2 separate regions of the Homo sapiens genome follow, and region 2 is linked to region 1. Evidence: read pairs that join two places in POLR2A ChIA-PET (ENCODE). Cell type or tissue: GM12878. All regions are shown on one strand. Links, peaks and the distances in the headings refer to the core of each region. The heading gives the core; the rest is flanking DNA. Region 1 overlaps FSTL4 (follistatin like 4). Region 2 overlaps FSTL4 (follistatin like 4).

What was found. Peaks named below come from ENCODE experiments on the same cell type or tissue, not always from the same donor. Only the 100,000 strongest peaks of a DNase experiment are listed, where the experiment ranks them.
Region 2: POLR2A ChIA-PET joins it to region 1 with 5 read pairs; 2 of 35 experiments call an interaction of 5 or more read pairs at or near these places.

Annotation. Positions count from the first base shown.
Region 1 is chr5:133,233,781-133,248,840 of GRCh38, forward strand. All of the region lies in intron 7 of FSTL4 (follistatin like 4), which reads right to left. Among named protein-coding and RNA genes, the nearest start is that of FSTL4-AS1, 15 kb to the right of the region's middle. RefSeq lists enhancers at 1,840-2,704, 6,304-6,804, 6,735-7,014, 6,805-7,305, 10,027-10,548 and 1 more. In GM12878, for the core only: no CTCF peak of the experiment used is centred there; DNase peaks (open chromatin) are centred at 6,911 and 8,718; H3K27ac peaks cover 1,979 bases.
Region 2 is chr5:133,317,152-133,332,211 of GRCh38, forward strand. The region is part of intron 4 of FSTL4 (follistatin like 4); the gene reads right to left. Among named protein-coding and RNA genes, the nearest start is that of CTB-3M24.3, 63 kb to the right of the region's middle. RefSeq lists enhancers at 1,854-2,371, 2,372-2,888, 10,858-11,565, 11,566-12,273, 14,508-15,031 and 1 more. In GM12878, for the core only: no CTCF peak of the experiment used is centred there; a DNase peak (open chromatin) is centred at 4,930; H3K27ac peaks cover 1,023 bases.

The DNA.
Region 1 (15,060 bases), core at 3,956-8,955:
CACGAGGCCCGGTTTGAACACATCCCCCAGCACACGCCCTCTCAATTTCAAGCAACTAGGCCCACGTGTCCCCCCATTTACCGGCTGCCTGCTTGATTCTCAGGGGTGTTGCTCACCTGATGAGCAGCTCTGTTTCCGGAGGCCAGGCCTTGTTTAGAGCGGGGGTTAGCTGACTTTCTTAAGGGGCTAGCGAGCAGATATTTTTGGCTTCATGGGTAGCACAGTTTCTGCCAAATACCCAACTCCGCCACTACAGCATGAAAATAGCCTTCAAGACACATAAATTAATGAACGTGGCTGTGTTCCACTGAAGTTTTATTTAAAGTTGGTGGCCTGGATTTGGCCCATGGGCTGCAGTTGGCCTGCCTATGGTTTAGATCCCACCTCAATCCCAGCATGATTTCAGGCTGCTTGCAGAGATCTTGGTAACCCAAGGGAAGGGAAATAGAACTAAAGGGAAAATGGGGCAAACAAAAAAACCAGGGCAGGAACATCAAAGAGCACTAGGAAGGGCGGATGCCCATGGGTTCCACAGGAAATGGCTCAATAAGCCTCAGCACTGTCATCTCTGCAGCCTCACACGATGGGGTCTTACTGGGCCAGTGCACAGAGGAGGGATGGGCAGGAGGGGCTTTTGGCTGCATCAGAGTCCCCTGATGAGCACTGGGCACCAAGCACTTGCCCAGTCAGCTGCATTCCCTTTTGCAGACCTGTGCCCAATGCTGGCCCTTCCAGGCACCAACTACAGACATGCCAGGAATTGGAATTACCCGTTTTCTACAGAGAGCCCTCATCAGGTTGGGCCTTGGCTACCAAACATTTCCCAGGATATGGTGCTCAGAGCTGATGGTACAGAGAAGGCCCAGGCTCACTAATGAGCAAGGGGGTTGTGCACTGTCATCTGTGGGGAGTGATGGGAACTCAGGACATCCAGGATTTAGCTTGAGCTCTGCCATTGACCAATGTACCCAGTCTCTCTGGGCACTGGCTTCTCCACCTGTAAATTGTGGACAATATATACGGCCTGCCTGCCTTATGTGGTGTTGGGAGATCCGGTGAGAAAATGCATGTGAGTGTATTTTTGAATGTGGGATGCATGATATACACAGGGGATGTTATTTTTCTTGTTATTATTAGCAGAAGATGCAAAACTCCTCTTGACCCCTGGAGAAAACACCAAATCATCCCTCCTGCCTTTCCCTGGCCCTTTCTGAGCTCCCTTTTCCCACAGAAGCATTCTGGTGGCAGGAGAGAAGGCCGTGGTGGCATGAGGGCTAAAAGCAGCTGAGGGCAGCTCCCTGGGTCCTCCGCTGATACTCATGTGAGCTCCTGTTCCTGAAATGCTGATGTTCTCTCTTGCTAACACTCCAGAGGGCCCGGCCACAATGGTCCCGAAACCCCTTAAAGACACTTTCTGAGCCGGGCATGGTAGCTCATGCCTGTAATCCCAACACTTTGGGAGGCCGAGGCAGGTGGATCACTTGAGGTCAGGAGTTTGAGACCAGCCTGGCCAACATGGTGAAACCCTGTCTCTACTAAAAATACAAAACAAACAAACAAACAAAAAAATTAGCTGGGCGTGGAGGCGGGCGCCTGTAGTCCCAGCTACTCAGGAGGCTGAGGTAGGAGAATTGCTTGAACCTGGGAGGCGGAGGTTGTAGTGAGCTGAGATTGTGCCACTGCACTCCAGCCTGGGTGACAGAGCGAGACCCCACCTCCAAAAAAAAAAAAAAAAAAAGACACTTTCTGGCTAATTAGCTGGATGAAGGGGTGCCGGCCCAGAGTGAAGCTTGGGGTAGGGCAAAGGCAGGAAGGTAGATGGTGAGCACATGCAGCCTGCTTGCAGGGAGGGTCAGGATAAAAACTCCTAGCAGTGCTCTCAAAGAAGTAAAATGTTGCAGAGGGCTGCGGAAACCCTGAGAGTTTGTTGTGAAACACTGCTCTGCTTCAAAGAGCCCTTTTCTACCATTCTGCGGAAGCCTCCATGATAAAATAAAACACCAGATAGCTGATTTGTCCTGTATCATAAGAGTCATAAAAGGTTCATATCTAAGTTGTTTATGAAAAGTTAATGACTAGTCAATTCTGGGACCGACATATTTCTAGTCTAAGCTGTTTCCTGTGTCAAAACTTAAGTCTGGAGGAAAATCTGTTTAGCTTGGAGTCTCAGTGGTGAGATGGCATCCTGAAATGGTACAGCCATTTCAAAGGGAAAAGGGTGGCAGGGCTTGGAAACTCCTCAGCGTCCCAGTTGGTGGGTCCCAGGGCAGACACCATCCGAGAGGGCAAAAACCAGAGCTGCTTGCAGGGAGCCTGGCGCTGTGGACCTGCTGGCATTTTCCCTCCAAACTGCCTTCCTGAGCCTTCACATCCACAGCCCCTTCTCATGATGGCCCTTGAAGCTGGCCTCAGGCTCTGGCAGGCCCTGCCCTCATCACCACCTGTGTGGTGGTGTTTAGTCATCAGCACCACCACATTCCTCAGGTTGAGATGGGCCCTGGGCTCTGAGGGCTGTCCCAAGGCCACTGTTCCCAGATATCAACCTCAGGTTGATACCCATTAATACCAACATACGGTCTTCAAGAGGTTACCGTGTGCCGGGAACTTACACGTCACCTTGTATGTATTTAATCCTCAGGAAAAAAAAAACCCTGAAAACCCCAATCCAGAAAACAAAACAAAAGCCCAGTTCCCCAGGGGCTGAGACACTAGGCTCTCCTTGCAGATTCATTCAGAGTGGGGTCTTCTCTCACCACCTCCATCGCTCCTGCTCTGGCCAGCTGCCACCTTCCTGGGTGATGCCAGGGACCCCGGCTTCCGGCCCACAGACTCTGCCCTGAGCCAGCCACATCACGCCCCTCATACTCAGAGCCTTGTTTGCTGGGGGCCAGCCCCTCTCAGACCCTACTGCCTCGCACACTCCCCTTGCTGTTGCTCTAGTGTGCCAGGCATGCTCCCCTCCTCCCAGGCTGTCTGTCTGTCTCCCTCTCCTGCAAGTCTGCTCCAACCTTGTCTGGCAGCCCCATTTCTGGAGCCTAACCTCTTCCCCACACCCTGCTTGGCGCCTCCTGTGGACGCACTGCTGTGCCGCCTGCTGCTTTCTGTACTTACCTTGTTTGCTGTCTGTCTTCCCCTGCAGAATGTGAGCTCTGCAGAGGAGGGCAGGGAGGCTTGTGCCCTGTGTGCCTGTCACAGTCCTGGTGCACAGTGGGCCCTCAAAAAATAGCTGTCGAGGGGACTGTACAGGGCACCGAGCTAGGCTTTCTGAGGGGATTCTTTCAGTTTGACAGCCGAGGTGCCCACCTGCCTTCCTGTCCACTCAAATATTACCCAGCCACACAGGCTCAAAATGAGGCAGCTGGCGGGAGGAGCAGAGCACTGGTCTCAAGTCTCGTCCCCACTTCCCCACTTGTCCCCTTCTCCGTCCTGCAGCCCTCGGGAGAACTCGAGGCTCTTTTGCACTCCTCAGGCTGGGGCACGCTGGAATTGACCAAAGCTCAGAGCAGCAGGAAGAGATGGAAAAGCCCATCGCGCATGGATTCCCACCCGCTACTGATGACTTGTGCTGTGCCTCCAACACAGTCATTTAACCTCACTGTCTGTTTCTTTCCTGCTTACCAAGTACACATCCCTGCTCCCCAGGAGCAGAGACTTAACTCTTGGGCAATCACTCAGGTGCTGAGGGGTGTGTGTGTCAGCCCTTGGAGGACTTGAGGGGCTCCTGGGTGTGTTATGGCTCTTCCGTGAGAACCTAAGCATTACCTGTCTGTGGCTTCAGCTCGGAGGAGAAGCTGACTCTGTAATAAGTAAAATAACGTCTCTGGGTGAAAATGATAGGCATCATATAATTACAGAACAAAGCGCATATTGTTTTCTGGATATGAATACTGGCTACAGAAATCAAATTTACCTCATTGGATGTGAGAAGAGAAAATTACTTTAACAATTGATTTATAAGAAGCTACATAAAACTAAGCCTGCAATCCTTCCTCTCCTGAATGTTCTTTGAGATGCATCTGAATACTGCTATCAACGCTTGATTGCATCTCTGTACTTGTCTCTTTATGGATGGCTTTTTTTTTTTTTTGCTCTGATGCATAGAACTGTATTAGCAAAATCAAGGTTCCTTACAGAAATAAACAGATGTCAGATTAGACCATTCTTTGTATTGATGCATATCTGTTTTCTGGGAAAGAGACAATTTTAAAGACATGGTTCTCACCTTTTAAAAAGCGATTTTCTAAGTATCTGCCCTTAATAAAGAACACAATTAAATGAGACTTAAGTATTAAACAATAGTTAAGCAGAGATGAGATGGGGGATGTTGTCATAGTGATCCATGGGAGTCAGGTATATATGGAAATGAGTCATCAATACTGAATATTTAGAGACTAAATGTTCAACGCAAGGACTCCAGAGTAATATTAGAGTTTAGGTTAATGATACTGTCAATGTTACAAGTTCAGACTCAGTTGAGAAACAATTATTCAGAGCTTTTCCGACATTGCCCTCCTCAGGAGCACCCCTGGTTCTCTTTGTGGGAGGAGGGAGCAAAGGGGGGGTCTCTCCCCCAACAATCCTTCAATTCTGGCCCCCAGAATGCCACTAACTGTAGCATCTCACCTGCACAGTCAAATGCAGCAAACTTAAACACAGAGTGACATGTGGTGCCTCGGTGATGGCCATTCCTCGAACACGTCTAGACTTCCCTGGCCCTTATCCAGACCAAGCCAGGACCACATGCACATGTGGGTGAGCACACACAGGCATCCACATGGACACATGCAGTACATGCGAGTGTGCACATGTGGGTGAGCACACACAGGCATCCACATGGACACATGCAGTACATGCGAGTGTGCACACATGGGGGAGGGAGCGCACCCAAACATCTACATGGACACGTGGTACACATGATGATGTACACGCATGAGTGCACACACGTACCAACATACTGGCTCCCTAGTGCTGACCTTCCCGACCAACACTGAGGTTACGGCGACATTCACTTCATTCTAGTCCCTCATAGTGAGAGATGACAGCATGCTGGCAGCCCTCGCAGCCCTTGCTCGCTCTCGGAGCCTCCTCGGCCTTGGTTCCCACTCTGGCCATGCTTGAGGAGCCCTTCAGCCTGCCGCTGCACTGTGGGAGCCCCTTTCTGGGCTGGCCAAGGCGGGAACTGGCTCCCTCAGCTTGCCGGGAGGTGTGGAGAGGCGCGGGCGGGAACCGGGGCTGTGCGAGGGGCTTGTGGGCCAGCGTGAGTTTCGGGTGGGCATGGGCTCGGCGGGCCCCGCACTCGGAGTGGCTGCCAGCCGGCAAGCCCCGGGCAGTGAGGGGCTTAGCACCTGGGCCAGCAGCTGCTGCGCTGGATTTCTTGCCGGGCCTTAGCTGCCTCCCTGCGGGGCAAGGCTCAGGATCTGCAGCCCGCCATGCCTGAGCCTCCCCCACCCCCACCCCCCTCCCTGCCAACGTGGGCTCCTGCGCAGCCTGAGCCTCCCAGAAGAGCACTGCTCCCTGCTCCAGGGCGCCCAGTCCCATCAACCACCCAAGGGCTGAGGAGTGCGGGCGCACGGCACGGGACTGGCAGGCAGCTCCACCTGCAGACCTGGTGCAGGATCCACTGGGTGAAGCCAGCTGGGCTCCTGAGTCTGGTGGGGACTTGGAGAACCTTTATGTCTAGCTAAGGGATTGTAAATACACCAATCAGCACTCTGTCTCTAGCTCAAGGTTTGTCAACACACGAATCAGCACCCTGTGTCTAGCTCATGGTTTGTGAATGCACCATTCGGCACTCTGTATCTAGTTATTCTGGTGGGGACTTGGAGAACCTTTATGTCTAGCTAAGGGATTGTAAATACACCAATCAGCACTCTGTATCTAGCTCAAGGTTTGTAAACCCACCAATCAGCACCCTGTGTCTAGCTCAGGGTTTGTGAATGCACCAATCGGCACTCTGTATCTAGATACTCTGGTGGGGACTTGGAGAAACTTTGTGTGGACACTCTGTATCTAGCTAATCTAGTGGGGACCGTGGAGAACTTTTGTGTCTAGCTCAGGGATTATAAACGCACCAATCAGCACCCTGTCAAAACGGACCAATCAGCTCTCTGTAAAACAGACCAATCGGCTCTCTGTAAAATGGACCAATCAGCAGGATGTGGGTGGGGCCAGATAAGAGAATAAAAGCAGACCTCCGGAGTCAGAAGTGGCAACACGCTGGGATTCCTTTCCACGCAGTGGAAGCTTTGTTCTTTTGCTCTTTGCAATAAATGCTGCTGCTCACTCTTTAGGTTTACACTGACTTTATCAGCTGCAACACTCACCCTGAAGGTCTGCAGCTGCACTTCTGAAGCCAGCGAGACCACGAACCCACCAGAAGGAAGAAACTCCAAACGCATCCGAGCATCAGAAGGAACAAACTCTGGACACGCTGCCTTTAAGAACTGTGACACTCACTGCGAGGGTCCGCGGCTTCATTCTTGAAGTCAGTGAGACCAAGAACCCACCAATTCCGGACATAATAGACGGACTTGCCATCCTGCAAAGACCTGAGGAACCATCCTTTTTCTCAGAGTCCTCTCAAGAAAAAGAAGTCTCTGCAACTTGGAGCAATCTCTAAGTAGCTGTCTGAGCCCCCTGGAAGAGGGCTGTTGTGGGCAGCTGCATTCAGTGTGAGCAACCTGGAGTGGGCCTGTCCTCCTGCTCGTTCCCAGGTTCAGGCCTGGAAGAGGGAGTTGGAGGCATGAGAGAAGCCACTGTGGGGAGAGCACCTGGTTCTTCCAAGGCTCGGGGCATGTGTGGTCCCTGGCTGACTTGGGTGTCCTCTGGTGTGTGCGGTCAGTCTTCTTCTGACTGTGGATGCCAAAGGGGAGGCCCTTATCTCTTAGCGCATGACTCATCTCTTCGCGCATGACTCATCTCTTTGTGCATGACTGTATTATTCTCAGCGTGTCATGTGGTTCCTGTGCATAACTGAGCTCAATGAATATTTGCTGATTTCAGGGAGTGTGTTAGCCTAGGATGCTACCTCCTGGGAAGCCCTGAGAGGAAGGATAGTTAAGAATTCATATTACCCAGGGAGGTCTGGCCTTGCCCTCTTTGGCTACAGGGAGGCAATCTCTAGGCTCTGGAATGTCATGCCTCATAGGGGTCTCTTTATTTGCCTGGGGTCTTTGGGCCAGGTGGTACCAGTTCTGTCTCTAGAGGGGCTGGGGACGAGAGGGCAGCCATGTGGGCAGTATTTGAATGAGCTCCAGCAAAAGCTTTGGACACCGAGGCCTGGGTGAGCTTCTCTGGGAAATTGACACTGTGACAGTGACATGTCTGTGACTCCACTGGGAGAGGAGAACAGAGATTCCACGTTTAGAGCCCTCCTGGGCTCTGCCCTTTGGGCTTCATCACTTGGCTGACTTTAATCTGTACTCTTTTTGCTGTATTAAACTTTAACTGTGAGTATAACACTTACAATGAGTTCTGTTTTTCCAGCAAATTGTTGAACCTGAGGGTGGTTTTGGGAACCACCTGACTTCCAGTTTATGTCAGAAGTGAGGGTGTCTTCTGTCGAAGAGCCAACTTCAGTTGGCTCAAAAACTCAAATAGGGAAGTTCTGACCTAGTGGTATGCGTGTTGAAATTGCGTATAGGGACAAACCTGATTATCTGGGTATACACAGAGGCCCAGGCACCTGCAACAGAAGGCTCATGCCAGAGACATTGCTCTGAGCCCTCCACTTGTCCACCCTTAGAGGCCAGCAGGCAAATACCTCTTGACATGCCAGGACTCCAGAGTGTTATGTAGTAGGGGTGGCAGCTAATGGGGCCCTCTGGTGAGGTGCAGGCCTGAGCCCTTGAATGGGGCTTTGGCTCCTTGGCTAATTAGCTTGGCATCCCCAGCTGGGGCGGGAAGGGACTCAGGTTCTAGACTGCACTGTAGCAGTCATCTGAAGTTCCAGACCACCTCACACCTGCTGCTTTCCTTTGGGAAACCTGCAACCCTCTTCCTGGGGATCCTTGGATCCTGAATCCCCAGGCTGAGAAGGCCTTACCAAGGGTTTCAGCTCCTGACTCTAACTTGGACCACACTCACAGCCATGACAGCTGATTCCTGTCGTTGAGACACTCCAGAGAGGATTTAAATAAATTTCCTTCTATGGCTCATTTCAGGGACCAAGACGACTTTCAGTTAGGAATTTCCTCCTGACACTGTGTTCAAAACTCTTACACATTGTTGGAGAGGGCGTAGACTGGTGCAGCCATTTTGGAGAGAGATTTGGCAAAACCCATCAAAACTGAAAATGCATCACTTCCGAGAACTTATCTTACACGTCAACTTACACACATGTGCAAAGAGGTGGGTATAAGGATGTTTACTGCAGTCTTGTTTGCTGTAGACAAAACCTGAAACAGCTGCATGGGGCTGGGGAGGGGGAGTCCAGGAAGAGCAGTGCTTGGGCATGGCTCATGGGCTGCAGGACCTCCTGGTGACTCCCTTGTCCTTGCTTAGTGCAGAGAGTGCCTTGGAGGGGTAGGCTCCAATCTGTAGTGGCCAAGAGAGGCACCAATCGGCCTCCTTCATTGACTGGGCCTCTGTAGGGAGGCAGTGAGGCTCAGGGAGGAAGAGACTCTGTGGGGAGTTCCTGGGTTCTGCAATCAGGGTATAGAAGCTGAATCAGAACCTTCCTGTGGGACCCTGTACCTTGGAGATGGGGCCGGAAGTGGTCACTGAGTACAAGTCAAGCCCTGAGGCCAGGGCTTCCCCTAAGGCTTTCCCCTAAGAGGGGAAAGAGGACCTCGAAAGAGGCACTGAGAAAGCAAAGGCCAGAGGAGACACTTGGCAGGGCAGAGTCACCCCACAGGTTCCACAGGCTGGAGTACCATAGGCCCCGGCCCCCATATCTTGGAGATCTCTGGACACTACTCCCAATGGTTTGAGCACATTCAAAACTCTAAAGAACTGGATGTTCAGATGTTTTTGACACAAGCTACAGAGAATTGGCCAAAGCCTTTAAGTGCTTCAAATGTAGTGTTTTCTAAGATTTTAAAACAAAATGTACCCAAGCATTTAATGAGATTATTTTAATGCAGAGCCTACAACCACTGTCTATCGTGGTGCAAACAGCTCTCCATGCTAATCAAACGCCTCTCATCTTTTTACAATGAATTCATGACTGGTTCATATAAAGACAATAAAAATTAAATGAGTCATGAGCTCCTAAATCATTTTCTTTTGGTCTTTTTAATAACTCCCTTCCAAAGAAGAGCTAGCTGAGAGCATACGCTTCATTAGAATTATTTGTTCCTGGTTTTATACCATTTAGGTATGGGGAGAAAAGTGAACATTTTAACACATCCTTCAAACACTGCCACAAATACTTTCTTCTAATGGGTTTTGTTTTTTGCTTTTATCACCGTACTCTGCCTGCCGACATTAGAAAGCCCCAAATAGCGAGATTCAGTGAAAAAAAAACCCAAAACAAAAAAGAGTGGCTCTTTCAAGTCATTTGAAATATACTGAGTTTGTTGTAGGCCTTTTTGTTTTTTCTGTTTTTTTAAAAAAGAATACAATAGAAAAATGTTTTCTCTCCCTGAGAATATCCTGGCTAAACAATTCCACGTGCTGGTCTCAGAGCATGTTGCTTCCTTCCTTGCTGGGGCCAGAGGCCAGCAGCCAGTAAGAATAGGAGCTCCACACACAGGGACCCATATCCAATTTGATACATTCCACTGGGGCCTGGGAACTACAGACAGCCCCACAGCAAAGATTTGGAATTGCTGGGGGCTAGATATTATGTCCCACAAGCAAGAAACCCAGAGAGCTCTGGGCCAGGGCATGTAGGTGGCTGTAGGCCCATGGGCAAGTTCTCCACTCATCTGAATGAGTTAACCCCACGTGCCTCATGGGGCAGGGGTATGGGATGAGCTGATGCTTATGACCTCACAACCGGCACGGAGCCTGCACCGTGTATGAATGGTAACAACACTGGCAACAACACTTGTGATGGTTCAACCCAACAGCCATTACCTGTGACTTTTGAGATGCCCTGTCCCTGTTTCTGCCCGTTCCTGTCTCCTGGCCCTCAGGATCATAAAGGACAGTGAGGAAGACAGTTATGAGATGAAGGGTGGGTGACATTGTTGAGGCAGGATGTGCCGACTAGGTTTGGGGACAGTCACTTCACCCTCCGAGTGGCCGCTGTGCAGGCTGGGTGGTCAGAGAAGCAGAGGGCTGAGGCCCAGAATGGGTTTGCATGTTCTGTTTCTGCAGAAAGTGAGGCAGCACCCCATCCTTCCCAACCCCAATACCTAGAATGGGGGCCAGAGTAGGGAGGGAATGTGTGGATCTGCTTCTGAGATGGGTCTCACCCCAGCCCCCAAAGCCTGGACCTGAGTCCCCAGGAGACAGGGGCTACAGGGGAATCTCACCAGGGAATGGCCCCTTGTGGGGGCCCCACAGCAGGGGCTGGGGGCAAAGTCTCCCCTTCTACCAGACACAAGCACAGGCACACTCCTGGGGGCCGCCTGGCCCAGGCCCAGGTCATGCCGAGCACAGGGTGCTGCTGGTGGCCACGCCTCTGCTTAGCTTCTGAGGTGGGGGCAGTGGGCTGTGCCTCCTCAAGGACTGAGGTGAGTGGGGACACAGGGCCAGGTCAGAAGCACATCCAGACACACAGCTGCTTCAGTAACGAAACCCACAGTCAGCCAGGAAGTAAACAAATTACAGGCTGCACTTTGTTAGCTCTGGGGAACATGAACGTGAGCAGACACTACTGATTTCTCATCAAACAAACAGAAGGCGGCGTCATAATCCAGAGACCCACTGCCAGGAGGGGCTGCAGCATGTGCCCTGGGCTGCTGATCTGCTGGGGTGCACCTGTCTTTGGGGGCCTTACACCATTCGTCCATAATTCTAGCCTCTGCTCAGTGGTGGATTTGTTTTCCCTCTTACAAGCTGGGCTGGGTAAGGCTAAAGCCTCCTGCAAGGCAGTGGCTCAGGTGTCCTTAGGAGACATACCAGGTCCAGGCCCAGGCTGAACTTCCTGACAACCTTAAGAAGGCAAAGGCCAGGTACGGTGGCTCACACCTGTAGTCCCAGCACTTTGGGAGGTCGAGGCAGGAGGATCACTTGAGCTCAGGAGTTTGAGGCCAGCCTGGGCAACATAGCAACACCCCTCTCTACAAAAAAATAAAAAAATTAGCCAGGCATGGTGGTGCATGCCTGTGGTCCCAGCTACTCTGGAGGCTGTGATGGGAGGATCGCTTGAGCTCTGGAGGTCGAGGCTGCAGTGAGCCAAGATCATGCCACTGTGCTCCAGTCTGGGTGACAGAGAGAGACCCTACTGCCTAAAAAAAAAAAAAAAAAAAAGGCAAAGTGAAGACATCATGAACTGAACCACTGCCCCATCAGGGGAGCCTTGGGTGGAAGCCAGGGAGACCCTGGGGCACTGCTGCACTCCAGATGTGCCATTGGGGAAGTTAGAGAGGAGGAAGACTCAGAAAACATCAACAAGGCTCCCCTCACTTCTGGACCCTCTGTTATGTGAACTCCCTCTTGGATGCATGTTTAATCTTAGGCTGGAAAAGGCGCTCCAGACTCTTGCAGCACACACATCTGACCCTGTCACTCCCCCATCAAACATCTGCGCTTCCCCACTGCCCACAGGGCAATTGCTAAGACTCTTAATGTTAATATTCAAGGACCTTTATGTTCTAGCCCCAGTCTGTCCCTATACACTTCTTTCTCACTCGCTTATTCCTGTCTCCTGAAGCCCCAGTCAGAAGGGCTCCTTTCTCTTGCCCCCAGAACAGTTGTTAGTGGTTACTTCGCCTCCCTGGAGGCTGCGGACAGTGTCTTTGTTCTCTACTCTGGTACGGAGCTTGTGACTCTCAGGCACTTAGCAAGTGAGTCAACCCAAATGATGACTCCCCATGTACGCCACCTGGATGGGCCACACACGATTGGGTGACTCATAAGTGCTTCTGAGAGCAACATTACTCGCTGCAAAATCTGACTGGCTCCTTCTTACTTGGCTCCAGGCGAGAGGGGTACATTTACTTTCTGATCAAATATTATTCTGATGCTCAGGGCATGCTTGATGTTTGCAAGTCAGAAAAGTTTAATTACATGTGTCATTAGAATGGCATTCTGTAATAGCTCTGTGACTGAATTCATTAATAGAATTCTTAACAGATAAGACAAATTAATATTTTGTTGCTCACGAAAGCTTCTCATTAAGAGAGTAGTGAAAAAGTGGTTAATATTTTGTTGCCAATCAAGATGTCTCATACAAACGACAAAGAAAGGAGGCCCACGCTCCTTCGTGCTCTGTGATCTCCCCGCCTTGGGTTTTGAAGGCCGATCAGCTTGCCCCCGTGCAGCCGTGTTTGGGAGTCACCACTGATTACAATGCCGGTGATCGTATTTCATCTCCCACTGCCGTGGGGTGAACGTGGCCACTGAGACACCTCAGGCTGAGGGACTCTGGGAGCCTCATCAACCCCAGAATCTTTGCTGCATCAGTGTTGCACTCCTGGGCTGTTCTCCCCTAATTCTTGCTTCAAAAATGCAAGTGAATCCCGATGACCTGGCTTTAGCCCCCTTCAGCCTGATTTCTTCTAAGGTTTGCTTTCCACACCGTCCCAAGTGGGCCTACTGCTTATGAGCACCTCTTGTGTGCCAGGCACTGAGCTGGGTCCTTGGTACACTTCAGCCTGAAAATGCCCATGTAAGGAGCACATCATGCTTTTTCTCCACAGGCTCAGAGAAGTCCAACAGCTCACCCGAAGCTGCTCTGGATTTGCTGGAGGCAGAGAAGCAGTGCCTCCCTCCCTGCGTGAGTCAAGGCTGACGTGGACAGTGAGACCTCCGTCCCCACTGCGAGCAGCGGGGGGCATGCCAAGGTCCTATCTGCCTGACTAGGGAGCCTCACCCAGCTGTTGCTGGCTGCTTGGTGGGGACTCAGGCTGCAAGCTGCTGAGAATATTATTTAGCAGCAGCAGGAATAATAATACAATAATAATATTAATGATAGTAACAATAGTAATGATGACAGTGATAATAGCATTTATAGAACACCATACGTGAAGAGCCTTACATGCATATTGTCATTTAGTCCTTACTGGAACCCTATGAGGCTGGTACCATTATTTATCCCCATTTCACAGAAGGGAAAACTGGAGCTTAGAGCAGTCAAGGTTACTAGACTAGTAACTTTCCAAGGTTCTAGTTAGTAAGTGGCAGACCCCAGGCTCATGCCCTTCCCTAGGAAGCTGTGCCGCCTCCTTCCCTCAGGTAGGGGAGGTGTGCGTGTGTTTTGTGTGTTTGTACACATCGGGCTTGGACCCCTGCGGGGCTGGTGCTGCCCTGCTCCCTCGTGTAGGGGGTTCTGAGAAGCACTGGGCCCTGCCTATTTGCGGGCTACTGACTCAACCACGAGCAGCAAGTGTTTCCTGGGAGATAATGAGGGGCCATTCATCTCTGGTTGCACCCACAATTACCCAAATTGCTAACCTTATTGTGAAAAGTAGAAATGCAATTGAGTTGGTGCTGGAGGCATGTTTGAGGGAGAGGAAGACCACTCAAAGTAATTTAATTAACTGATGGCAAGTACATTAAGTGGAGTTTTGCCTCTGCTTTTATTTCTGATGTCTTTCAGTGGAGCGCCAAGTAATGCACATGAAATGCTCCCACAGACACAGGTGGAGCTGTCCCAGTACTGATCAATCTTTCCTGGCCAAACATGTTTAAAAGCTGGCACTGCACCTTGTGAGCAGGTACAGTAGAGGACATCACACTCACAAACATGCACCCCAACACAGTCCAGTCTTTACAGATAGGACACTGCTCTTTCTTGCTAAGTTCTCAGACAAGCCCTGGCCATCGCAGGCCCAGAAAATGAAGGGTTCTGCCCATCCAGCATCTGTCCAGCAAGCACCCACCAGGATTGTGCTGCATTGACATTCAAAATTGTATAGGATACTGGCTATGTTCACCATGGTGGGAAATCACAAGAAAACAATCCTGTCCAGTGTGACAAGGCTAGGGGAAGGGCACTCCTTGGCAGCTCTGCCCAGGGTAGAACCTCCAGAGTGGCCCCCTCTTTCCATCTGCTTCCCCCATGACCCCCAGGGTGTAGCTGAAGGGGCCTAGAGAGTAGGAGAGGACTAACTTTGGTGGTTCCTGCAGCATTTCATGCTGGGTCTCTCTCCCCACAAGTCTCAGAGTTGGAAGGGACCTCCAAGGTCACTGGGTTTAGCTGCCCTCTTGTGGCTAGCAGCATTGCTGACCACAGTCCCTGCCTGAGCTTGCATATGCCCCTTGGGATAAGGAGCTCAGCGCCTCCTGTGGCGGCTCTGTCTCCATGGTGGGGCAGGTTTGATGGCTGGAATGGGGTTCCATCTAAGGAGCCCAAATTGATCTCCTTTTGAGGTGCACCTTGTGCTAGTCCAACTCAGGGGGTCACACAGCCCAGGTCAGCTCCCTTTGCCCCAGCCCCTACCCCACCACCTTCGAGATGTTAGCAGGAACTGACCATTCATCCCATGGGTCTTTCTTTTCTGGGCAAGCATCCCACTGTGGACCAGCTGTCCTGTCCTGAGCCAACAAGGCTAAGGCTGCCCTCTCTTCTGCATGAAAATTATATTCCAGTTACTGTAACCTAAGACCCGTCAGCTGTCCTGGCAGCTCACTACATGGGTGACATCACTCTGTCTTCTCACATGAACTTCTGGGAAGCCACATCACCTCTTGTGCCAAACCTGGACCAATAAATATCCTTGAATTATGCCACTTCTTTAAGTCTAATAGAAGGGAAGTATTGCTAACGTTTTTCTTATAGATTAATTCATTGAGGATCGGCAGGTTAAGAAATTACTCAAAGTCACAAAGCTGACGTGGGTGATGCTGGGACCCCAACGGAGGCTGCCTGGTTCCTCAGGGCACAGACGTACCCCCTGATGGCCACACTAGGCTGCATGAGCTCAGTTGCTTTCTTCTTCCACACAGCACCACTTAACTCATCACACCCTCATTCCCTTACCCAGCAATGAACGTCCCCAAGGTGGG
Region 2 (15,060 bases), core at 2,066-7,065, 81 kb after region 1:
AGAGCTGGATTACTTCAAAACAAACATATACACAAGTCTATGACCAAGAAACAAAAAGAAGCTTTACAACGTTAAAACCGAAGCACACAGCTCGTTTTATCCCAGGCGCGCTTGCTGAACAGCATCAGAACCATGCAGTGTTTGGGGAAGTAAAGCCTGGGATGCATTGCAGCATGGCACAGTTTATCTTGCTGGTGACGGGCTTCTAGGATGGACATCACGCAGGGCAACGCCCATACACTGGGATTGCAGGAGTGTCAGCGGAGAGGGCAGCCCCTCCAGCCCCACTTCCCGACTCCCTGGGGGATGAGTACTTCCAGCGCCTGGCTTTGCTGAATCCTGGAGAATACGCATGGGCTCCTCACTGACCATTCCAGGTTGAAGGCCAATGGGTTGCTGGAGCCTGGGGCTCTTCTCCTTAATTCCAAGGCCAGTTTAGGGCCTGAGATAATATCCCAGAGTTGGAGAGTCAATAGAAAGAAGTGTTAGAGAGCATGAGCTCTGAGGTCCCCTGGGTTTGAGCTCTAGCTCTGCTGCCATCAGGCATGTAGCCTTGGGCAGGGTGCCTCAGTGATCTCATCTGTGAAGCAGAGATACCAGTGCCTCCCACAAGGGGTTGTTACGAGGATTAAGTAAGATGTGCACATACAGGCCTTTGCACCAGCATGGCACCCAGTAAGGGCTCATAACATGATAGCTACTCTCTCCCTTGACATTATGGGAACCACATTTACTGAAGAGCAATCATCAGGGAAGCTACTGGGGGGAAAGGGATGATGGGGAAGTCTGTCTGTCTGTTTCTCTCTTCCTCCCTTCCTCTTTTCCTCCCTCATACCCTCCCTTGATAAGCCTGGACAGCCCAACCACTTTTTCTTGTGCTTGTTTGTATTTCCAGATTTTCTTCCAATTTGGGGTCAATTGATTTCTGTCAGAAACAGATGCCCATTGCCATTTCCTCCTGCATGTTTATTTAGAAAAAAATCAATTGTTGTGTTCAATATAATCAGATCTATTTGCTCTCTGGGAGTCTTCATGCTCTGACAAGAACGCCTCTCTCCCACACCCTCACCTTGCTTGCATCCCTCTTTTGCCTGGTAGGATATTGATTCCTGGGGGTTCTTGGGGCCTCCAGTTGGCAAACCCAATTCTCAAGTCTGTAGAGCTACAGGGCATTGAAAATAGTGGCTTTGTGCCCCTACAAAACTTGATGGGTTTTTCCTTTTTCTGGGCCTGGATAAGGATAAGTTTTGGGGAAGAGGAGGAATAGTTTTGCCTGAGTCTAGCTCCTCACTCCCTGAAAGAGGCTGAAATTTTGTCCTGGCAAATAGACCAGAAGTGGGGGTACAGAATGAAAGTGGAGGTGGGGCCAGCTGCTGGGGTAAATGGAGATGGATGTGTGCCTGTGTGGAGGGTCTGCAGGAGCCAGCATTTCTGCAGCCCCCAGGACTTCCTGGAGTGGGGGGCATTTATACCCAGATACTGAAAAATTGATGTACACAGCAGGTGGATATGGTGTCAGGAAGAGGCTGTACTCAGAAACACCGGTGGACAATCAGGCTCCGAAGAACATGCTGCAGCAGGGCCACCTGAAGGTGAGGACAGGCTGGGTCAAAAGGGCAGGATGCCCCATCCTTGCAGATCCCCCCAACCTTCCTCCTGGACCTTGGTGGGGCGTAAACCACTTCTGAGCTGCCTGCTGCCCTGGGCAAGATTCCTTTCTGGGAGCCTCTTATTTCGTCTCAGGACCCCAGTGGCCAGGCTGGCCTAAGCATGGAGAGCGCCCTGGGAGTTCTTGGGGTCACCAGCTGGCAAACCCATTTCTCAAGTCTGTAGAGCTACACGGACTGGCGTCCCCCTGTGAGCAGGGGTCTGCAGCTGGACAACACCTCCAACACTGGCAGGTGGGGGAAACCATCCAGGTGGGTCTTGCTGGGATGGAAGTGGGGTGCTGCAGCATCCTCCCCAGGCTCGGCCCCACCTCACATCCTCACAGCTGCCTGTGAGCGCAGACTTCTGGCTGCTTCACCCTGGCAACTGCCCAACAGACACCTTCTGGTCAGGAAGGTATGTGCAGGTCTAGAAGTCAATCATCTGGGGGAAAGGGGTGGGCCCTCCAGGTCTCCAGCATCAGCTCCCTGAGCCCACGGTCCCACCCCCTGCTAGGGCCCACACTGTCCAGGCCACTCCCATCCTTTTACCAGTATTTATTTACATACTGTGTGCCCGATGCTGGGCAGCCTCCAGTCCTGGGCACTGTGGGTGCCTGTGGTGGGAGGCCAAGGGAGGGATGTTCAGGATGAGACCTGTAGGAGGAGGAGTTGTGGGAGGAAGCAGAGGGAAGAGCAGGCCAGGAGCAGGACTGCGCGTGCAGGAGCCATGGTGGGGCACGTCTGGAGACTGGTGAAAGCTGGTGTGGCTGGGCTAGAGGGGCTGAGTCAGGTGGAGAGTGAAACAAGACAGGCAGGAGAGGGCAGTGGGACAACCCAGGCAGAGCCTCCAAGGCCTTGGGGAAGTGTGTGGCACCGTACATCATGCTGTTCAAAACTTCCTTCGTCATTTCTTCCCTTTACTGAGGGCACTCCATGCCTGGGCCAAGCTTGCCACTGGGGTCCTGAGATGAACCAAGGGATTCCAGGAACAGAATCTTAAATCCTTCTTTACCCCAGGAGCAACTGTGCTTTAATGAGTTGCAAGAGAGAACTTTGCCCAAACTTAAATCATGAAGTCATTTGTCCGAAATTACTGAGCTCCTCTGGTGCCCGACAGCACTGGGGAAGGGCCATGGACCCTGGAGGAAAGGCAGCCTGATGCTCAGAGCTCTGCTTCTGTGCAGATGATCACTCGAGATCCCAAAGTCCAAACTCGCTTTTTGGGAAGGCTTTTGAGCCTTCATCTCCAAGGGCTGCCCTCTTGGTGGCTCCCTGCCTTCACTCCCTGCCTTTGTCATCCGAATTCCACAGGGCTTGAGGTGGAGTGGGGGAGGGAAAACTTCCTTCCTTGCCTTCTTCCAGCCCCCAGAGGCAGATGCCCCAAAGCTGCAGCCTCCAGCTCAGTCTCCCTGGATAGATTTCCTCCTTCACAGCTGGCCTTGGCTTCCAGGATAGATATTTTCCTAGCAAGGTGTGTCAAAGTCATAGGTTACCAAATTCCAGTTTTATTTTTACATTCCTGCCCCCTGCTGGTTTCACTGTGGGGTCAGATAGGAGTGACTTAGCTGTGTGAAGCACTGGGCATTTTGGACACCACCGGACATGTCTTCAGCTAAAGGCTCCCTCCCCTCTTCCAGCTTCAAACATTTGTCTAATTCTAGAAGAAATACATGCCCATCAGAGAACCACTTGGAAAGTGCAAATAAAAATAAAGAAAAAGAAAATAAATCATCCCGAAATCCACCTCCCAGATGCAGGTGCTGTCAACACACTGCTGGCCAGATGTGAAGCTGGGCCCTCTCCATGAGTGACACTGAGCCCATTATTGAAATGAGCTCTTTCACGTAGTCCAGCCCTCGTCTGCTGTGCGGGCTCCGAGACCTGTTTTCTGATCTTCCTCCTATTCTTCTCAAATTCCAATCATTGGCTGGGCGTGGTGGCTCACGCCTGTAATCCCAGCACTTTGGGAGGCCGAGGCGGGCGGATCACGAGGTCAGGAGATTGAGACCATCCTGGCTAACACGGTGAAACCCCGTCTCTACCAAAAATACAAAAAATTAGCCAGGCATGGTGGCGGGCGCCTGTGGTCCCAGCTACTCGGGAGGCTGAGGCAGGAGAATGGTATGAACCCGGGAGGCACAGCTTGCAGTGAGCCGAGATCACGCCACTGCACTCCAGCCTGGGTGACAGAGCGAGACTCCGTCTCAAAAAAAAAAAAAAAAAAAAATTCCAATCATTTTGGGCAAGAAAGTGTCAACACCCAAGGTTCATGTCTTTCTTATCTTCACCCCAGTCAGCCCTGCCCACCTGCCCAGCAATTCCACACAGGTGACTACAAGAGAGGTGGGGGGTATGGGGGGACCAAGGGGACTTCAGCAGCACTGATCACTGGGCATGCTCCTGCCCAGGGGCCTGGCATTGACTATCCCCCTGGCTGGAGTGCTATTCACCCAAATCTCCACCTGGTGTATTCATCTTGGCCTCTGCTTAAACATCACCTGATGTAAGCTGGCACCCCTTACCTTCATCACTCTCCGTGCCCTGACACTGTGTGTGTTGGGCCTGGCTCCCAGGTAGGGAGGGAATCAGATCTCTCCGGACAGGGGCAGGGTCCAGTCTTAGCCTTAGCCTTGATCCACAGGATACTTTACTCCTTCGGAGGGAAGGTCCCTGGGGTGTGTGGCAGAGGCTTGGGGACCACCCCACTCCTCCCTGGTGCCCCTGTGGGTGATGGTCAAGATGATGTTGAGAATGATAGTGGCAGGCCGGGCGCGGTGGCTCACGCCTATAATCCTAGCACTTTGGGAGGCCGAGGCAGGTGGATTACCTGAGGTCAGGAGTTCGAGAGAATGGTTCGAGAGAATGCCATAAGGAGCCCTGAGCTGGGGCCCGGATCCCATTGCCAGGGCCTCTCTAACTCAGCCTGGGATGGGGAGACTCAGAATACAGTTGAACTTCAGCATTGATTAATCCGGAGGCATGACTCTTCCAGAGAAAAGGTGGGATGCTTGCATATAACCTTGACGTCCATGCCTTGAATGAGGCTCAGCAGGGGCTGCCAGGTTGGGACCCGCAGGGGACCTGCTTCATGAGTGGGCAGGACCGCCGTGATTTGGACTGCACAAGTTTCTGCCCACATGTTTGGAAAGTCATTTCAGTGTTTTCTCTGAGTCTTGCTGGTTTCCAGGTAAAGAGAACTTTGTGTTGTTCTAAATAAGGGGATTTTGTCTTTGCCTTTGTGGTAACCTTGGCTAAGTCAAGCCTTACAGTGAGGTTTGGAGAATTTCAGGGAAGCCCCCTCCATAGCTGGAAATTCCCTATGCTCTGAACACAGCTGCGCTTTCTCATGCTGCCCCACCCCCTTCCTGTCTTCAGGCCCAATCCACCTCGTCTGTAGGAAGCTTGTCCACTTACACACACACACCCACACACACACACACCCCCACACCCACCCACACCCACCCACACCCACACACCCACACACACACACACCCCCACACACACCCACACCCACACACCCACACACACCCACACGGGACTGCCTTCTCCCTCAGCTTTCCTTTCTGCCTGCTATGAAATCCTTTCTGAGTGAGGCTTGCCCCAGCCTTAGTTTGGGCTCCCCCAAAGCAGTCCCTGAGATGAGGATCTAGGGGCAAGCAGCATATTTGAAGATGATCCCAAGAAGTGCTGGAAGGAACAGGAAGTAGACTGGGAAGGGAGAAAAGCCAACAAAGGGTTCACTCATGAGTGGGTTGCCGCCGTGGGCAATGGGGGTTCAATCCCATGGGGTCCTCAGAGGGACTGTGTAGAACACACCGCAGAATTGCTTCACTGAGGTGGGAGGGAGCCAGGATATTTTTCTACTGACTTCCATCCCTATTAGCTGAGGTTGCTCTTGGAGGAATTCACCACCTCCAGCTAGCAGTTCTGGACCTCCCAAATGAGGACTGAGTCCACGCCTGAGACCGGAAAATGTCCTCAGGCTGAAGCTGCAGGTGCCTGGGATTGGATGCTCTTGGCAAGTGTTATGGGGAATCGTCCATCCAAGCTGCACATCACCTCTGGGGTTGACTGAGGGAAGCTGGATGGGCGGCTTTCAGCATCTGCTATGTCCCCTTAATGGGATTACATGTTCTGAGCAGGCAGGAGTTGAAGTGGACAGCTCCCCATGCAGCATTACAGTATGAAATGCTTGTTGAATGAGAGGACCAGAGTCCTGTGGCTCCAGGGCATTTTCATGAAGCTGGAGCCAGGGTGATGGGCTCACCCTATAACAACCTTGTCTAAGGTCTTCAGGGGGACACAGACTTCATCTTAGGCTGCCGTGTCTACCTGATATTAACACTGCTAATGACAGTCACCACAAGGTCAGACAGAACACTGGGTGGAGGATCAGGAGACCACCTGACTTCAGCTGTGAGACCTTAGGAAAGGCATTCACTCCCCTGCCCTTCCTACTCCTATTCCCTATCTTCACATGGGGATAATAATAGCTTCTTACTGCCTTCCAGGGTCATAGCATACAAGGAAATGTGAGGACTTAGCAAGTGGTTGGCGAGGCCTGGGGTCTTCTCTTGGTGAGATGGGCTCAAAGCCCCAAGGGAGGGGTATGGCTCATTTGTCTTTGTCCCCTTTACTGTGGGGCCTGGGACAGGTTGGCAACTAAATCAGTGCTCATGGCTAAACAGAAGACAGAAGATGTCCTGATCCTCTCCCTCCCTCCTGACCGCCAGTGCACATGCCCCATCTGGGGCTTCTTGGGGAGAGAGGCTGCATGTCCTGGTAAGCCTGACACTGACAGCGTCATTGGCAGGCTCTGTGAAGGGCTCAGCCACCTTCCTGCCAGCCTGGGTGCCCTCCATGCCACAGGGCTGGCCTGGCCAGCCCCTGGCCCTGGCCTCAGGCTCCTTGCCAGCACATGCGTGGGGCTCCTCCTGCTCCCAGACCAGGCCTGCTTTGGCAGATAAAATATTGATCAGCTTGCCGAGGAGCCCAGAGTGTGATCCTATTTTCATGTCAGAACTTGGTAATGAACTACATTTATCAAGCCCGTTCTCCATGAGAAAGGTCAGTCGCAGATCCGGCTAAGTTGTTATGACACCTCATTAATCTAGTTCCCTCAATAATTGTCCCTCTTTGAAGATTCTAATGTTCTCTCATTCCCACTGCACTCCCTTCACACAGAGGAAGATGATTATAGCAGGAGAACAGGCACATCCACATTTAATTTTTGAGCAAAGGGAGATAGGTAGCAGGTAGCAGTCTCTGGAATTAAATGTCCATCAAAGAAACACTTTCTATTGCAAAACAAAGGGAAGCAAGGGAGACATTGTAAATATTCCATCAGCCACTTGTGCCCCTGCCAGACTGTGCTCAAAGGGACCATCTTCATTCTGTGGCAGGTGAAGCTCCTGTAAAAGGCGTGGGTGGGGCTGGGAGACTCCGAAGAGTCAAGGGGAGGGAGGCGTTGTGTAATGTGGGCAATGTGGAAAGTGCTACACAGGCTGTCGGGAGCTCAGATTCTGAGAGGGAGACAGGCCATGTGGTCAAGGCCCAAGCCTTGGATCCCAGGGGTGAGGCACCTGCATGGTGGTGGGGCGGGAAAGTGGGCTCTCTCTTGCTGCCCCGTCCTACTCTCTCACTGCAAGGTGTTTCTTCACCAACTCCTTCAGCCTCCCTCGCCTAACACACCAATCCTGCCTAACGGGCACCCTCGTGTGCTGCCCTGTTCTCTCTTGCCAGCCTTCTCCAGCCTTCAATTTCTGTGACTTTTTCATCCACTGTGGATCATCAGGCTCCCTGTTAGACTGTGAGCTCCTCCAGTGCAGTGGGGCCTTGCTTACAGGTGTACCCCCAGCACCTGGCCCAGCATCCACACATAGAAGGGGCTCATTCAGTGTCTGTTACCGGTATGACTGTGGAAGACAGGTGGCAGGTGGGCTTGGAGAGTGGCTACGGCCCTGCCCTGAAGAGGAGACAATCCCAGCCACCCTGCACCATGGTGACGGGTCTGGATCTCTGAAGGGGGCTAGTGCCTGTGTCACCCATCATGTCAGTTCCTTGGGGGGCATGCTGACCATGTGGTACATGTGGCCATGCTCACTGAAGCCCAGACCTCCATACCTCACCCAGTGGGGACAACCCAAAACCTGCAATGCTGTTCCCATGGAGTGAACTCCAGCATGGCCAGGCTAGGGGTGGTGGCAAGGTGGTCTCTGGACACTAGGTTGCATAGAAGTGTGGTGGGCACAAGGCAGCTGCCTGGGAATTGCTTCTGGAGAGGAGGAGGAAAGCTTCTGCCCTCTTGTCTTGGCATTGCTGGTCAGGAGAGCCGTGGATCACCCTGTGAAGAGGCCAGCTGAGCGCCCTGTGCTTGAAACAGCCACCCAGGTAAGGAGGCCTGTGGATGAATTTGGCTATGGCATAGCTTCAGGAAAGACCCTGTTTTTTGCCCCGGCTCTGATCAGTAAATGAACAGAGCCGACCCTGTGGACCATCTGTGTTCTTGGGGACAGCTTTATACACAGGCAGAATGTGGGGTCAAGGTGGGTGGGGGGAATCCCCAGGCCACTATAAGACCACAGCCCCATGAGTCTCCGGGGTGCTGGAATCTCCCTTCTTGGGGTCACTCTACTCTCAGGAGTCCCCCTTTGAAGAATATCCAAAATGTACTGGAGAGGGGAACGCAGGACATGGCTCAACATCATGAAAGAGCTCAGCTGCCACTGCTGGAAGCAATCCCTTTGGGGAAGGGGGCGTGGACCTAGGGGCAAAGGCATGGGGAAGAAAGACTTGCCTGGGTGGGGGATGGTGGGTCTGCTCTGAATGCCAACAAATGGGGTGAGGATCTCTCTTCCCAAACCAGACACAGGCCATCCCTGCAGAAACCACATAGTAACCAGCCACTCTCTGGAGCTGCAGTCACTGGGCTCCAGCCCCTCTTCAACCTGGCAGGGTGGCTAGAGCTCAGATCCCCAAACCTCACCTGAGAACCCCCCCAGAGAGGCCCAGGGGAGAGACAGGACATGCCCCCATCCTCTTGGCTGCCTGTCCCCCAGACATTAGCAACACTGGTTCCCACACTTTCCCCATTAGCCTGGTAAGTCATGTCATGTGCTGCCCCAGCAAAGCTTCGATCTTCACCACCAAAGCAAAAACCTGGCTTAATTGTCTGGCACCCATGTTATATAGCTCAGTGCGGCTGCGTTACAGGGGCCTCAGTTGTGATGTGTCATTCTGAGGTCTATTTTGAAACTGCTAAGCTGCGCAAAGAACAAGCAGGATTTTACTCCCAGCTCTAATTTAGGAGCTGCCGTAACTTTGCTGGAGTTTAGCTTAAGAGGAACAGATGTTTAACTTGATGTAAATTCATGAACATTAACAATCTTTCTGCTGCCATTTCTGGGAAAATTCAATTAACAATAAATGCCAAAACCAATGGGCTTATCTTTAAGATATATTTTAGCTAACATGATGTCGTTTCACTGACAGTGTTGACTGAGCCACAAAACTCTGAAAATTCCAAGAGACTGTTACACACATATGATACAGTCTTCTCACAATCCCCAAACAAACATGGACAGGTGTACTGGAAGTCGTGCCACTTGGTAACCCACTGCCGCTGTCCCCTGGGGTCTGTGACTTCTAAGTGAGTGGGTCACTATCCCCTTCTCTCAGCACCCTGTGGCGGTGTTTATGCCTGTCATTGGCCTAAAACCACTGGCTACTCTAGCCTTGAAGGCCCTCCCAGTGGTCCCAGTCTGGCTCCACTGACTTCCCACTCCCTGCCAGAAAGCCCGCCCGCAGAGCTTGCTCCCAGGTGCCCCACTCCTGGCAGACCCTCTCTTCAAATCTGACTTTTCTGCCAAGGCCCAGTTCCACAGAGCTGTTTCCATCCATTCCAAACCACACACTCTGGACCTTGGCTCTGTGAGCCTGGAGGGGTTTGTCCTTGTCCTATCTCCTAGACTGAGCTTCTTAAAGCAAAGACTGCTCCCAGCATCTTTGTATCTCTTGGGTGAATAACTTCACGTTCTTAGAGAACACTGCTAACAGGGACCTACGGTGGGCATACCTTCACCAGGTGCTGCAGCCTGCCCATGGCCTGGAGGAACTCAGCCTGCCTCCTGTCCCTTCCATCACTTGGAGCTTTCCCTGGAACACTCCTCACTCCTTAGTCCCAACACCAGAACCAGCAATGAGCCAAATGCAGTCATTAGACAGATGGGAAAACTGAGGCCCAGGGTGGGGAAGGGACGTGGCTGGACCACGGGGCAGACTAGTAGCAGATCCAAGATCAGAACCCAGATCTCCTGACCCTGGTCTTTCAACCACATAACACCAGGGCCTCAGGAAACTCAACGAAGAACCTGTTTACTCTGGCTTTCCCTAGAGGAAGCCCAGGACAGGCCTAGCTGAGGAAACGCAACGGTATGGGAGAGCTGCTATAGATTCTCACCTCTAGAAGGTCTGCAGGTCTGTTAGAAACAAATTTTCAGCTTCTAGAAGGGTAGCAAGTATGGGGTGAGGCCCGGAAAGCTGCATTTTAAGAGTCTGCTGATTCTAGCACAGATAGTCCACTGAGCACGCTTTGGGAAACACAGTTTTAGCAAACATGCTTACCTTCCCCCTACCTGACAGGGCTCACTTGGCCACCTTGCTTGAGAGCTGACTGGCTCTCAGGAGGGGCCTGGAAGGGAAAACTACCAGGGATTAAATCAGAAAGAGAAACTGGGTAATAGCTGGAGGGTGCCCGCCTCTCAGCCAAGACCCAGAGACAGAGCCGAGCAGTTCCTTCCAACATCCTGGCTCTTGCTTCCCGGTAAGGCATGGATGTGCTGGTTCCTCTAATTGGGAAACAGAGGCCAGTATAAGGGCTTCAGGGGGAGGAGGGCATGGCTACAGCACTGGGTCTGTCTCTTGTTGAGCTGAGCTGACAGCCATCACAGGCAGCTGAGTTTGCGGCTGAAAGGGTTGGTTCTCTCAAAGGTCACCTGCTGGCATTTGGCCATGCCAAGGTCCTGGGATCCTACATAAGGATTTTGGCGTGTGGGTACTCTAGCATCCAGGGACTGGCTGAGGGAAATCAAGTGGTTACAGCCTCTTAGATTTAGCCCCTCATCCTCCCAGGATTCAAAGAGGGCCTTGCATCAAGGCTGCCAAACTATTCTCAGTCAGTTTCCATCTGGTCTTTTCCCTGGAGTGTCCATATTTGTCATCTCAGCTAATTTTGAATTTTCTAGGTTGAAGGTACAAGGCTCACTTTGGAACCACAAACAGAATCTGCATGTCTAAGGCTTGACATGGCCTTTTACCCAGGGTTAAACACACACGAGGCCATGCAGACCTTGCGCCTGGTTCCCCGGCTGTGCTGCACTGGAGCAGATCCAGCCGACTCCAAGGCTGGTGGCAATATCCACCTCCACTTGCACCTGAATACGCAGACAATGCCTCATCTCAATTTGCACCCCAGCATCAGGTCATTTAAATTAACAAAACCACCCAGACCTTTGTTAGATAAATGGTACATTTGCTTATGAATGCCTGGTTCAATTGATGTTGCTATACAATCTGCTGTCTGACATTTACAATCCTCTCTTTTATTCCTATTAGAGAAAGCAAAATTGGTTGGATCCCTGGGAGAGGGATCCACATATACTTTTTATGGTTGACTGGCAGATCTGTCAGGTGGCCCCAGAGTGAAAGAGCACTGTATGAAAACATGAATAAATGCTAAAGCTCTCCTGGTATTAAGAACTTTATTTTTTACTATTGTGTTAGTGGAAAACCTCCACCAGCTAGATTCCCTAACAGGTCAGCATTCCTTGTGGAAGGTGGGCAACAGCTTCTTATGAACTCCGGCTCCCCCTTTGCCCTGTCCAGCAGCTCAGCCCTCCTCCCACTCTCCCTGTCACCAGCCCCAAGAGCAGAAGCAGTAGTGCTGGACTAGAGGTCAGTCACCAGGCAGGGAAGTCGGAGGGGATATGGGAGTGTGGGTGCCTTCTCCACCTCCTGTTTAATTTTATTAATTTTGTTTCCAAGACTTCCTTGGGAGGCTGCATCCTCCCAAACATCTAACTAAGGGGAAAAGGCCGGCTGTGGAGCTGGCAGTAACTTTGCTCAGCGTCAGCGAGGCAATGGCGTCAGTGATGTCCAGAAATGTAGCTGCTTTGAGCTTGAGCTACTGTGGCCTTTGAGTGGCCACTAGACTGAGTGGTGGGCACATCCATAGAGACACGGCCGGGTCTGAGGCTGTCGCTTCCTCCGCGAGTGATCAAGATGAGGGTTACTGGCTCCAGACTGAGGCTGATGGGTCAGGCAAAGGGAGCACTTAGCTCCCACATGGACTCATCGCACATGCAAGGAGTCTCTATAAACGGTCTCAACAAGGGCAGTGCTGTCCCCAAGAGGCGTTTTGGAATTTTGTGGGGATGTTTTTGGTTGTCACAATGATTGGAGGGCCTTGGTAGCACTTAATGGGTGGGGCCAGGGGTCCTAGCGATCCTGACCTTCACGGTACCATCCTGCACAAAAACTTCTGCTGGCCTGGTGTATTAGTCGGGGTTCTCTTAGAGGGCCAGAACTCAAAAGAGAGAGAGAGATATATATATATTTATTTATTAAGTATTAACTTACACACCTGTAACAGGTTCTGTTTGCAGCTCTCACAAGGTCCCACAATAGACTGTCTGCAAGCTGAGGAGCAAGGAGAGCCAGTCCGAGTCCCAGAACTGAAGAACTTGGAGTCTGATGCTCGAGGGCAGGAAGCAACCAGCCTGGGAAAAAGATGTAGGCTGGGAGGCCAGGCCCGTCTCTCCTTTTCACATTTTCTGCCTTCTTTATATTCGCTGGAAGCTGACTAGATTGTGCCCACCAGATCAAGGGTGGATCTGCCTTCCCCAGCCCCCTGACTCAAATGTTAATCTCCTTTGGCAACACCCTCACAGACACAGCCAGGCTTAATACTTTGTATCCCTCAATCCAATCAAGTTGACGTTCAGTATTAACCATCACACCTGGCATCTCATCTGAATTTTTAAATGTCTCACTCACGGCAGCAAAACATCTGGTTACTATTACTTGAGCCTAGAATCTAATGTGTTACACGACATTCACCCCCTTTGCCCCGGGTTTGGCAAAGGCATTCCAAGGATGCACCTCTGCTGTCAATTGTAGATTCTGTTTACTATTTTATCAAGAATCATTCACCATTTTGGAGAATCCCATCTCTAAAGCGACAACACTTGAATATTCAAGTTGTCAACATAACAGACGTGTAACAGGTTCTGTTTGCAGCTGTTGTATTCTTAGGGTTCCACGTGTAGGTGCTGACATCTGGCCTCCATGAGTGCAGCTGGTGCCCAGATATTTACATACTGAAAGGTTTATTTTATGCTCATCACTTTTCCTGCATTTCTCCTTTTTATCACATTGTATTAGGCTGTTCTTGCATTGCTATAAAGAAATACCTGAGTCTGGGTAATTTATAAGAAAAGAATTGGCTCACAGTTCTGCAGGCTGTACAGGATGTATAGCGCTGGCAACAGCTTCTGGTGAGGCCTCAGGAAGCTTTTACTCATGAAAGAAGGTGAAAGGGGAGCAGGTATCTCACAGGGCAAGAGCAGGGGCAAGAGAGTGGGCAGAGAGATGCCACACCCTTTTAAACAACCAGATCTCGCAAGGACTCACTACCGTGAGGACAGCCGTGAGGGGATGGTGCCAAGCCATTCATGAGAATCCCACCCCCATGATCCAATCACCTCCTACCAGGCCCCACCTCCAACACTGGGGATTGCATTTCAACATGAGATTTCAGGGTACAAATATCCAAAGAATAATACACCACACATATATGGGATAGAACTTAGATATATCCCTCATATCAAATATATGTCATATTTGATGACATGTATCCATTTCAAGATAATAAAGGGGGGCTTTACAAAAGATTTGCTATAAAAAGGTGGCTTTAGGTCTGACAGGGGGTAAAGACAAGTGATTTACAAGAGCAACCCAAATCTGTGGCCTTACTTCTTTTCACACTCCCAGGTACTGTGATTTTTAAAGAACAGCGGGAACAGTGTGGGAGTATGCCTGTGTGTGCATATGTGCTGAAGTGTGAGTGTGTCCCTGTGGTTATGCTGTGGACACACGTGCACCTGTGTGCAAGCTCTGCCAGCATGGTCAAAAACAGGGGGGCAGGGGATTCAGGGTCATGCCTGGGGGCCATGGAGGCTCCTGGCCTCTAGGAAGGCAGCCCACAGCAGCCCCAGAGGAAGAGGCATCACCTCTGTGCACTGGGGTAGAGACAGCAAGCCCCGCTGAGAGGGAAAGCAGCCCCGCATAGGTCCCGGCAGGGCCTTCTCCAGAACTGGGCTCTCTCCTGTCTCTGTTCTCCCAAGACACCCCCAGGCAGGGCAGGTGTGCCCTGAAATAACAGGTGGGGAGACTGGGGCAGTAGCAGTTTCTGAGCGGGCGTCTCACAGGCCTGGCAGCTCATGGTGTTTTTCTCTCCTCTGTGTTGATCTTCAGCTTCTGAGCCAAGCCAAAGAGTCACTGGGTTTTCAAGACAACAAGCAGAGATTCTGGTCCTCTGATGTGAGGGGTGCCTGGACTGCAAATCAATGCCATTGAACTGCAGTCTCCAGGAAGGAACTCCCCAAATGTTAACACATTCCACATTCACCTGCGGAAGGGGCTCCTGGGGTCATTTACTTTAGAAGAAAAGGTGTTACAGGGAAACTGCCTCAGAATGCTCTCAGAAAACGGGTCTGCTATAAGCCGGCGATACGTGCTCTTACATGAGCTTGGCAGGAAATGGCATTTCAGAGAAGAATGACCCAAACAGAGGGTTTTAGACCTGAGACGGCTCAGAGAAATTTCCTGAGGTTTGAAGATTTATCTTAACCTCTCGGACTTGAACGATTGACAGTAAATCCCTGGTCAAAATAAAACAAAACTCCACAACTCTGAAAGCGAACACCAGCCATTTCGGGAGATCTTTGGAGTATTTCCAGGGCTTGAGCCTCTGGGAGGAGAGTGAGAAGGCTCTCCTTCCCCGTCACCTGCACTGCTGTTCTGAGGATTATCTACACGGGAAACTTATCAAAATGTGGGCAGCCCGTGGAGGGAGCTGCAGAAACCCTCATTTCTGTGAAAGTCGGTGCCAGGCGGAACGTGTGGGTTTTTCAACCTGAAGCTTCTGAGCTGATGCGCAGGCTGTGGTCTCAGCTCACATCCAGAATGCAGGGCCTGGCAGTGTGAGAAGCCGGGGCTGCCGAGGGAGGGTTGGCAGTGGGGATAAACAGCAAACCAGGTGTGGGTCCTCCGAGCGCTCAGAAAGCCCTCCTCTTCCAGCGATGGAGTTTGATTCCAGACACATCTCAGCCATAATGCATCTGCACTGCTCACT